Linked DNA regions of Homo sapiens: region 2 is linked to region 1. Evidence: read pairs that join two places in POLR2A ChIA-PET (ENCODE). Cell type or tissue: OCI-LY7. All regions are shown on one strand. Each heading gives the region's core, and the rest is flanking DNA. Links, peaks and the distances in the headings are about the cores only.

Region 1 (4,390 bases), core at 194-4,193:
TTTATAAGAATGAAATCTAAGGCTCCACAAGCTTAAGTGTTTTGCCTAAGATCTCAGTGCAGGAATATGAACCCAGGTCCACCTCATCTCAAGGTGGTGTCCCTTCACCACTACCTTCCACAGTGAGGTTGTTCGGTCAAGCAAACCAGGCAGGAGAGGGATCGTCTCTTCTCTTGAGATGATGGCGGCCAATCATTAAATCTCCCCCTAAGCAAGGAAGTCTTTAGGGACTTGACCTCCAGCCTCACCTGAAGGTTCCCTTGTCCTCAGAAGTCCCATCTCTCTCCTTCAATCAGGTAGTGGGATATAGCAGGGAAAGCATAGTGCGGAGCCAGATAGACCCAGGTTCAAATCCATGCGCCCTGTGGACTCCCTGATTTCGTCCTTGCTATAGAATTGAGGGAAAACAGCGACTCTGTTGTTTTGTGTTTTGTTCTTGTAAAGACAGGGTCTCACTATGTTGCCGAGGCTAGTCTTGAACTCCTGGGCTCAAGAGATCCTCCCACCTCAGCCTCCCAAAGAGCTGGGATTACAGGCATGAGCCACCATGCCCAGCCCTAGTTTTGTTTGAAGAATGCTGAGGACTGCCAGGGGTGGTGGCTCACGCCTATAATCCCAGCACTTTGGGAGACTGAGGTGGGTGGAACTCCTTGAGCCCAGGAGTTCGAGGACAGCCTGGGCAACATGGCAAGACCACATCTCTACAAAAAAATAAACAAAATTAGCCAGACATGGTGGCACATGCCTGTGGTCCTGGCTACTCAGGAGGCCGAGGTGGGAGGATCACTTGAGCCGGGGAGGTAGTAAGCCATGATGACGAACTGTACTCCAATCCAGCCTGGGCAACAGAGCAAGACCCTGTCTCAAAAAAAAAAAAAAAAAGAAAAAGAAAAAAAGAGAGAATGCCAAACGCCGAGGGCCGTGGGGAGGACTAAGTGAACCGAGGAGAAGGATCCTTGACTTTTGTATTAAACTCAACCAGCCCAGGCCAGGCGCAGTGGCTCATACCTGTAATTCTCACACTTTGGGAGGCCGGGGTGTAAGGATCACTTGAGGTCAGGAGTTCGAGACCAGCCTGGCTAATGTGATGAAATCCCATCTCTACTAAAAGTACAAAAAAATTACCCGAGTATGGCGGCCAACTCCTGTAACTGTAGCTACTCGGGAGGCTGAGGCAAGAGAATCACTTGAACCTGGGAGGCAGAGATTGCAGTGAGCAGAGATCGTGCCACTGCACTCCAGCCTGGGTGATAGAGCAAGACTTTGTCTCAAAAAAAAAAAAAAAAACCTCAAACAGCCCGTCTCTACCCAGCAGCTTAGGAGACTTTTCTCCTTCTGAGCTCTCTTTTCTGGGTTCTCCCACAAAAAGCTTCCTTCTGTCGCCCCCAGGGTATATAAAGATATTTACTTGTACCCTTGAATTTGATTTCTCTACATCCCATCCTAGAGGCAACTGTGCCTGTAGCCATCCCTGGGGGAATCTTGCCCCACGCACACATTTACTCTGCACCTTCCGGACCCCATACCCCTTTTCTATGTGCCTGTTGCCTCCGGCCAGGCCTCGGAAATCTTGCCCTGTTCTCCCCAGGCTTCGTAGCATGGCCTGACTGACAGTGGCATGTGTAGCAGGATCGCAGATTAATATACAAGGAAAGGCGCACGGAGAGACGATGTTTCTCTCTTTCCTGCAGCTGATCTGCTGAGCCATGAGCCCCTCCGGGGAAGTGGAAAGAAACTGTCATCACTGCACTGCAGCTTATCTCGGTTTAGATAGCCTCTCGATGACTCATGTCTCTGTAAATACTTGGTTTTTTTGTTCTGTTTTGTTTGAGATGGAGTCTCGCTCTGTCACCCAGGCTACAGTGCAGTAGTACGATCATAGCTCACTGTGACCTCAGTATCCTGGGTTCAAGTGATCCTCCTGCCTCAGCCTCCCAAGTAGCTGGGACCACAGCCACACGCCACACGCCACCACATTCAGCTAATTTTTTTTTCACATTCAGCTAATTAAAAAAAATTTTTTTTGGAGGCTGGGTGTGGTGGCTCATGCCTGTAATCCCAGCACTTTGGGAGGCCGAGGTGGGTGGATCACCTGAGGTCAGCAGTTCAAGACTAGCCTGGCTAATCTGGTGAAACCCCATCTCTACTAAAAATAAAAAATTAGCCGGGCGTGGTGGCGCATGCCTGTAATCCTAGCTACCCAGGAGGCTGAGGCAGGAGAATTGCTTGAACCCAGAAGGCGAAGGTTACAGTGAGCCAAGATTGCCCCATTACACTCCAGCCTGGGCAATAAGAGCAAAACTCTGTCTAAAAAAAAAAAAAAAAATTTGTTTGTAGGGGTTGGCTCTCACTATGTTGTCCAGGCTGGTCTTGAACTCCTGAGCTCAAGCGATCCTTCTGCCTCAGCCTCCTAAAGTGCTGGCATTACAGGCGTGAGCCACTGTGCCCAGCCCCCATGTGGGCCTTTTGGAGTGCCCTGCTGACACTCCCTGCCCGGTGAGTCCTCATGGCTGAGTTCCTGTTGTGAGGTCTGCACATATACTGGTCTCTTTTTCCTGCCCTGACACTCTGGGAATCTCAAGGCCCTTCAGCTCTTGCAAGTCCCCTGGTCAGATCCTGGAGGGATTTCAGGATGCCCTGTGGCCGTGGGGAGCCAAGTGTGGGGCCCAGGCTCACCTGTGCAGTCATTTCCCAGCTCATTGTTACTTCCTGTCCTCTTGATTGCTGGACACAGTGTCCAGACCACTATGGGATACTTCCTAGGGCTCCAAATAAAACAGAGGAGGCTGGGCGCGATGGCTCACGCCTGTAATTCTGGCACTTTGGGCAGCCGAGGCAGACAGATCACAAAGTCAGGAGATGGAGACCATCCTGGACAACATGGTGAAACCCCGTCTCTACTAAAAATACAAAAAATTACTGGGTGTGGTGGCGGGTGCCTGTAATCCCAGCTACTTGGGAGGTTGAGGCAGGAGAATTGATTGAACCAAGGAGTCGGAGGTTGCAGTGAGCCAAGATCATGCCACTGCACTCCAGCCTGGTGACAGAGCAAGACTCCATCTCCAAAAAAAAAAAAAAAAAAAAAAAAAGACAGAGGGCTGAGGATCCTGTGCCTTTAGCTGTCCCTCAACCCTTCCAACACGCACCTCCCTCAACCCCTGCCTCTGGCCTGGAGGAGGAGCTTAAGAAGCAGTAGTAGGACGGCCTGTGTCCCTTGCCTCTGCTTCCTTTTGCAGCCATCCTGGGGCCACAGCCACTGCATCACATCTGGATTCCTTCCACCCCAGGCACACACAGCAAAACTCAGTGATCTAGTCCAACAGGCCTAGCTCTTGATATGTTAACACGTGCCTAAATTGTTTAGAAAATCCTTTTCTCTCTTGGCAAAGACTGGCTTTCAAAGCTATTACTTTGCCTTACACAGAGGAATATTTTTTTGGATGTCCACAGCTGCGTATTGGCTTTCTATTTCTCTTTGCAATCCTAATCGTCTCTGAGGCAAACAGATGCCTCTGGCAGAAGGGGAAGGAGGTCACACAAAAGGGAGTGCAAAAGAGGAAAGCACGATAATATCATGCACTAGCTCATTCTCCCCAGGCCCTGTGCTTATGACTTGGCAGTGTTTAAGGTTCCTACCAGCCCTGACATCCTGTGAATCTGTGAATCCTATCCTTTCAAGCCTATCAACATAAGAACCCTTTTTTCATTAGCAGTGTGCTTTTTGTTTGTTTGCTTGCTTGTTTTTGTTTGTTTGTTTTGGTCTGGTTGGTTTTTTTGTTTTTTGGGTTTTTTTTTTTTTTTTGAGACGGAGTCTCACTCTGTCACCCAGGCTGGAGTGCAGGGGCGTGATCATGGCTCACTGCAGCCTTGACCTCCCAGGCTCAGGCGATCCTCCCACCTAAACCTCCCGAGTAGCTGGGACCACAGGCACCTGCCACCAGGCCCGGCTAATTTTTGTATTTTTAGTAGACACAGGGTTTCACCATGTTGGCCAGGCTGGTCTCAAACTCCTGGGCTCAAGCAATCCATTGGCCTCGGCTTCCCAGAGTGCTGGGATTACAAGCATGAGCCACCGTGCCCTGCTGTCTTTCAATTTTTATTAAAGGAGAAGGAGATTTGAGACACAGAGACATAGAAAGCGAGCCAGGTGAAGACTGAGGCAGAGACTGGAGTGGTGCCTGTGTGGGCCTCAGAGCCTCCAGAAGGGACCAACTTACCTGAGAACTTGATTTTGGATTTCTGGCCTCCAGAACTATGAGATAATACATTATTTCACAGTTTCTAACCTGCCAAGTTTGTGGTATTTTGTTATGGCAGCCTAGGAAACTAATACAGGGCACATTGGATTTAGAAATAAAGAGGTCATTGGTTGACTTTGGTGGGTTCTAAA
Region 2 (4,390 bases), core at 289-4,288, 230 kb before region 1:
TATGACAGTTGAAGTAAAAATTCATTTTGGAGACAGAGTCTTGCTCTGCTGCCCAGGCTGGAGTGCAGTGGGGCCATCTCGGCTCACTACAACCTCCACCTCCCGGGTTCAAGCAATTCTCATGCCTCAGCCTCCCAAGAAGCTGGGACTACAGGTACTTGACACCACGCCTGGCTAATTTTTTGTATTTTTAGTAGAGATGGGGTTTCACTGTGTTAGCCAAGATGGTCTCAATCTCTTGACCTCATGATCTGCCCACCTCGGCCTCCCAAAGTGCTGGGAATGCTATAATTTTTACTTTAGGTCGGGCGCAGTGGCTCATGCCTGTAATCCCAGCACCTTGGGAGGCCAAGGCAGGCAGATCACCTGAGGTCAGGAATTCGAGGCCGGGCGCGGTGGCTCACGCCTGTAATCCCAGCACTTTGGGAGGCCGAGGCGGGTGGATCACGAGGTCAGGAGATCGAGACCATCCTGGCTAACACGATGAAACCCCATCTCTACTAAAAATACAAAAAAATTAGCTGAGTGTGGTGGCGGGCACCTGTAGTCCCAGCTACTCGGGAGGCTGAGGCAGGAGAATGGCGTGAACCCGGGAGGCAGAGCTTGCAGTGAGCTGAGATCGCACCACTGCACTCTAGCCTGGGTGACAGAGCGAGACTCCGTCTCAAAAAAAAAAAAAAAAAAAAAGGAATTCGAGACCATCCTGGCCAACAAGGTGAAACCCCGTCTCTGCTAAAAAAAAAAAAAAAAAAAAAAAAATTAGCTTTGCATAGTGGCACATGCCTATAATCCCAGGTACCCGAGAGGCAGAGGTTGCAATGTGCTGAGATTGTGCCACTGCACTCCAGCCTGGGTGACAGAGCGAGACTCTGTCTCCAAAAAAAAAAATTATAGCATTATCTAATATAGTCCTAAATCTATATGGAGAAAATATTTCAAACAATTATCGTATAAACTGGGAATGGTGAAGGGACACAGAGGGAGGTAAGGTTTTTATATTTCTCTCAAACTGGTAAAATGATGACATTAGTAGACTGTCATAAGTCATGTATATATGAGCCATCACTTAAAAAGCTATACAAAGAGACACACTCAGAAGAGAAACACTATAGATAAAATGGAATTGTAAAAAATGTTTAACACAGAAAGGCAGAAAAACAGAGAACAAGCAGAAAACAAAAAATAAAATGAGGTGGGGCACGCTGGCTCGCATCTGTAATCCCAGCACTTTGGGAGGCCAAGGCAAGAGGATCCCTTGAGCCCAGGAGTTCGAGACCAGCCTTGGCAACATAATGAGACCTCATCTCTACAAACAATACACACACACACACACACACACACACACACAGACACACACACACAAACATGAGTGTGGTGGTGCACAACTGTATTCTTAACTACTTGGGAGGCTGAGGCAGGAGGATGACTTGAGCCCACCAATGTCAAGACTGCCGTGAGCTGCGATTTCGGCACTATACTCTAGTGTAAGTGATAGAGTGATACCTTGTCTCAAAAATAAAATAATCACTTCAACCTGAGGAAGCTGATTAGAAAAATAGAAAAAAATAAAATGACAGACTTCAGCCCTAACATATCAACAATTGCATTAAATGCAGATGGTCTAAATATGCCAATTAAAAGAAATTGGCAGAGTGGATTTTAAAAAAAACCAGTTGTATGTTATCTGCAACAAATTCACTACAGATATGATATAGGCAAGTTGCAAGTAAAAGGATGAAAAAAGTTGTGTCATACAAGCATTCATCAAAGGAAAGCAAGAGTGACTATACTAAAATAAACTAAAGTGGACTTTGGAGCAAAGAAAATTAACGTAGAAAGAGCGGGACATTATACGATGCTAAAAGAGTCAATCCACTAAGAAGACATAGCAATCCTAAATATGTATGCACTAAAAAACAGCACTGCAAAACATGTGAAGTGAAAACTGACAGACCTAAAAGTAGAAATAGATAAGTCCAAGCCAGGTGCAGTGGCCCACACCTGTAATCCCAGCACTTTGGGAGGCCGAAGTGGGAGGATTGCTTGAACATAGGAGTTGACTGGTCTGGGCAACATAGTGAGACCCTGCCTCACAAAAAATAAAAAAAAATTAGCCCAGCATGGTGCCACACACCTGTGGTCTCAGCTACATGGGAGGCTGAGGTGGGAGGATCTCTTGAGCCTAGGAGGTCGAGGCTGCAGTGAGCCATGATTGCACCACTGCACTACAGCTGGGTAACAGAGTGAGACCCTGTTTCAAAAAAAAAAGAAAAAAAAATCTAATGACTTAGGCAAAATTGATCACTTCCTCAAAAACAAGTTACCACAAGTCATCCAAGATGAAATAATTTGAATAGCCCTATAACTTTTTTTTTTTTTTTTGAGACAGAATCTCACTCTGTTGCCCTGGCTGGAGTGCAGTGGTGTGATCTCGGCTCACTGCAAACTCTGCCTCCCGGCTTCAAGTGATTCTTGTGCCTCAGTCTCCTGAGTAGCTGGGACTGCAGGCACATGCCACCATGCCTGGCTAATTTTTGTATTTTTAGTAGAGGCGGGGTTTTGCCATGTTGCCCAGGCTGGTGTCGAACTACTGACCTTAAGTGATACACCTGCCTTGGCCTCCCAAAGTGCTGGTATTACAAGCGTGAGCATGGGAGGTGGAAACTGTAGTGAGCTGAGATCGTGCTACTGCACTCCAGCCTGGGCAGACCCAGAACTTGTCTCAAAGGAAAAAACAAAAAGTTGAGGATCATCTATAATTTTATGAAGCTAGTTTTACTCTGATAACAAAACCAGACAGAGTACAAAAAAGAAAACTACAGAAATAATAACTGTCATGAATATACACACAAAAATCCGCAACAAAATATTAGCAAATGATAGCTACAAACATTTTTAAAATTTTTGTTAATGGGACAAAATATTAGCAAATATAAAAATGATTATTCACCATGGCCAAGTGGGGTTTTTTCCAGGGATGCAAGGCTGGTTCAATATTTCAAAATAAATCAATGGATTCTTCCATATTAATGGGCTCAAGAAGAAAAATCACATGATTATATCAATAGGTGCACACAAAACATTTGCAAAATTAAACATCCATTCATGATATAAATTCTCAGAAAAACAGAAGTAGAAGGGGAACTTCTTCAATGTGATAAGGAGCAGGTACAAAAACCCGCCGATGTTATACCTCTGGTCCTCTGTATCTGTGGATTCAACCAACAAGGGATCAAAAATACTTGGGGGAAAAAACCCAATAAGGATGTTGTGTTTGTACTGAACATGTACAGCCTTTTTTTCCTTGTCATTATTTCCTATCTAGACTATATGGTACGTCAACTATTTACATAGCATTTACATTGTATTATAAGTAATCTAGAGATAATTTAAAGGATGCAGGAAGGTATGCCTAGGTTATATGCAAATACTACACCATTTTATCTCAGGGACTTGAAGATCCTGGGATTTTGGTATACGTGGGGGATCCTGGAGCCAATCCCCCATGGACATCAAGGGACAAGTGTACTTAATGGTGAAATGCTGAATACTTTCTCCTAAAATTGGGAACAAGGCAAGAAAGGCCTCATCACTCTTTCACTGTTATTTATTATAGCACTAGAACTTCTAGCCAGTGGGACAAGACCAAAAAAAAAAAAAAAAAAAAAAAAGGAAGTAGCCAGGCGCAGTGGCTTACGCCTGTAATCCTAGCACTTTGGGAGGCTGAGGCGGGTGGATCACCTGAGATCAGGAGTTCCAGACCAGCCTGGCCAACATGGTGAAACCCCGTCTCTACCAAAAATACAAAAATTAGCCAGATGTGGTGGTGTACACCTGTAATCCCAGCTACTCGGGAGGCTGAGGCAGGAGAATCGCTTGAACCAGGGAGCCGGAGGTTGCAGTGAGCCCAGATCGCACCATTGCACTCCAGCCTGGGTGGCAGATTGAGACTCTGTCTCAAAAAAAAAAAAAGGGAAGTAAAAGGCATACAGGTTGGAAAGGAGGAAATAAAACTGTCCCATTTTTAGATGACACATGGTTTATGTAGAAAATCTCAAGGAATCTAGCAAAACTCTTACAACTAAATGAGTTCAGCAAGGTTACAGAATACATGATAAACATACCAAAATCAATTGTATTTGTATATACTAGCTAAGAATATGTGGACACTGAAATTGAAAGGAATATGCCACTTCTAATCATCCAAAAAGTGAAATAGTTAGGTGTAAATCTAACAAAACATACTTCAGACTTGTGTGCTGAAAACTACACAACACTGATAAGAGAAATAAAAAATATATGTATATTTTTGAGACACAAGCTCCCTTTGTTGCCCAGTCTGGAGTGCAGTGGTGTGATCTCAGCTCCCTGCAACCTTGGACTCCTGGGC

The links. Peaks named below come from ENCODE experiments on the same cell type or tissue, not always from the same donor. Only the 100,000 strongest peaks of a DNase experiment are listed, where the experiment ranks them.
Region 2: POLR2A ChIA-PET joins it to region 1 with 13 read pairs; 5 of 35 experiments call an interaction of 5 or more read pairs at or near these places.

The regions. Positions count from the first base shown.
Region 1 is chr22:40,709,102-40,713,491 of GRCh38, reverse strand. No RefSeq gene overlaps it. Among named protein-coding and RNA genes, the nearest start is that of MCHR1, 32 kb to the right of the region's middle. RefSeq lists enhancers at 1-89, 1,053-1,569, 1,593-1,887 and a silencer at 1,660-1,779. In OCI-LY7, for the core only: no CTCF peak of the experiment used is centred there; no DNase peak of the experiment used is centred there.
Region 2 is chr22:40,941,623-40,946,012 of GRCh38, reverse strand. No RefSeq gene overlaps it. Among named protein-coding and RNA genes, the nearest start is that of RBX1, 7.6 kb to the left of the region's middle. In OCI-LY7, for the core only: no CTCF peak of the experiment used is centred there; a DNase peak (open chromatin) is centred at 2,302.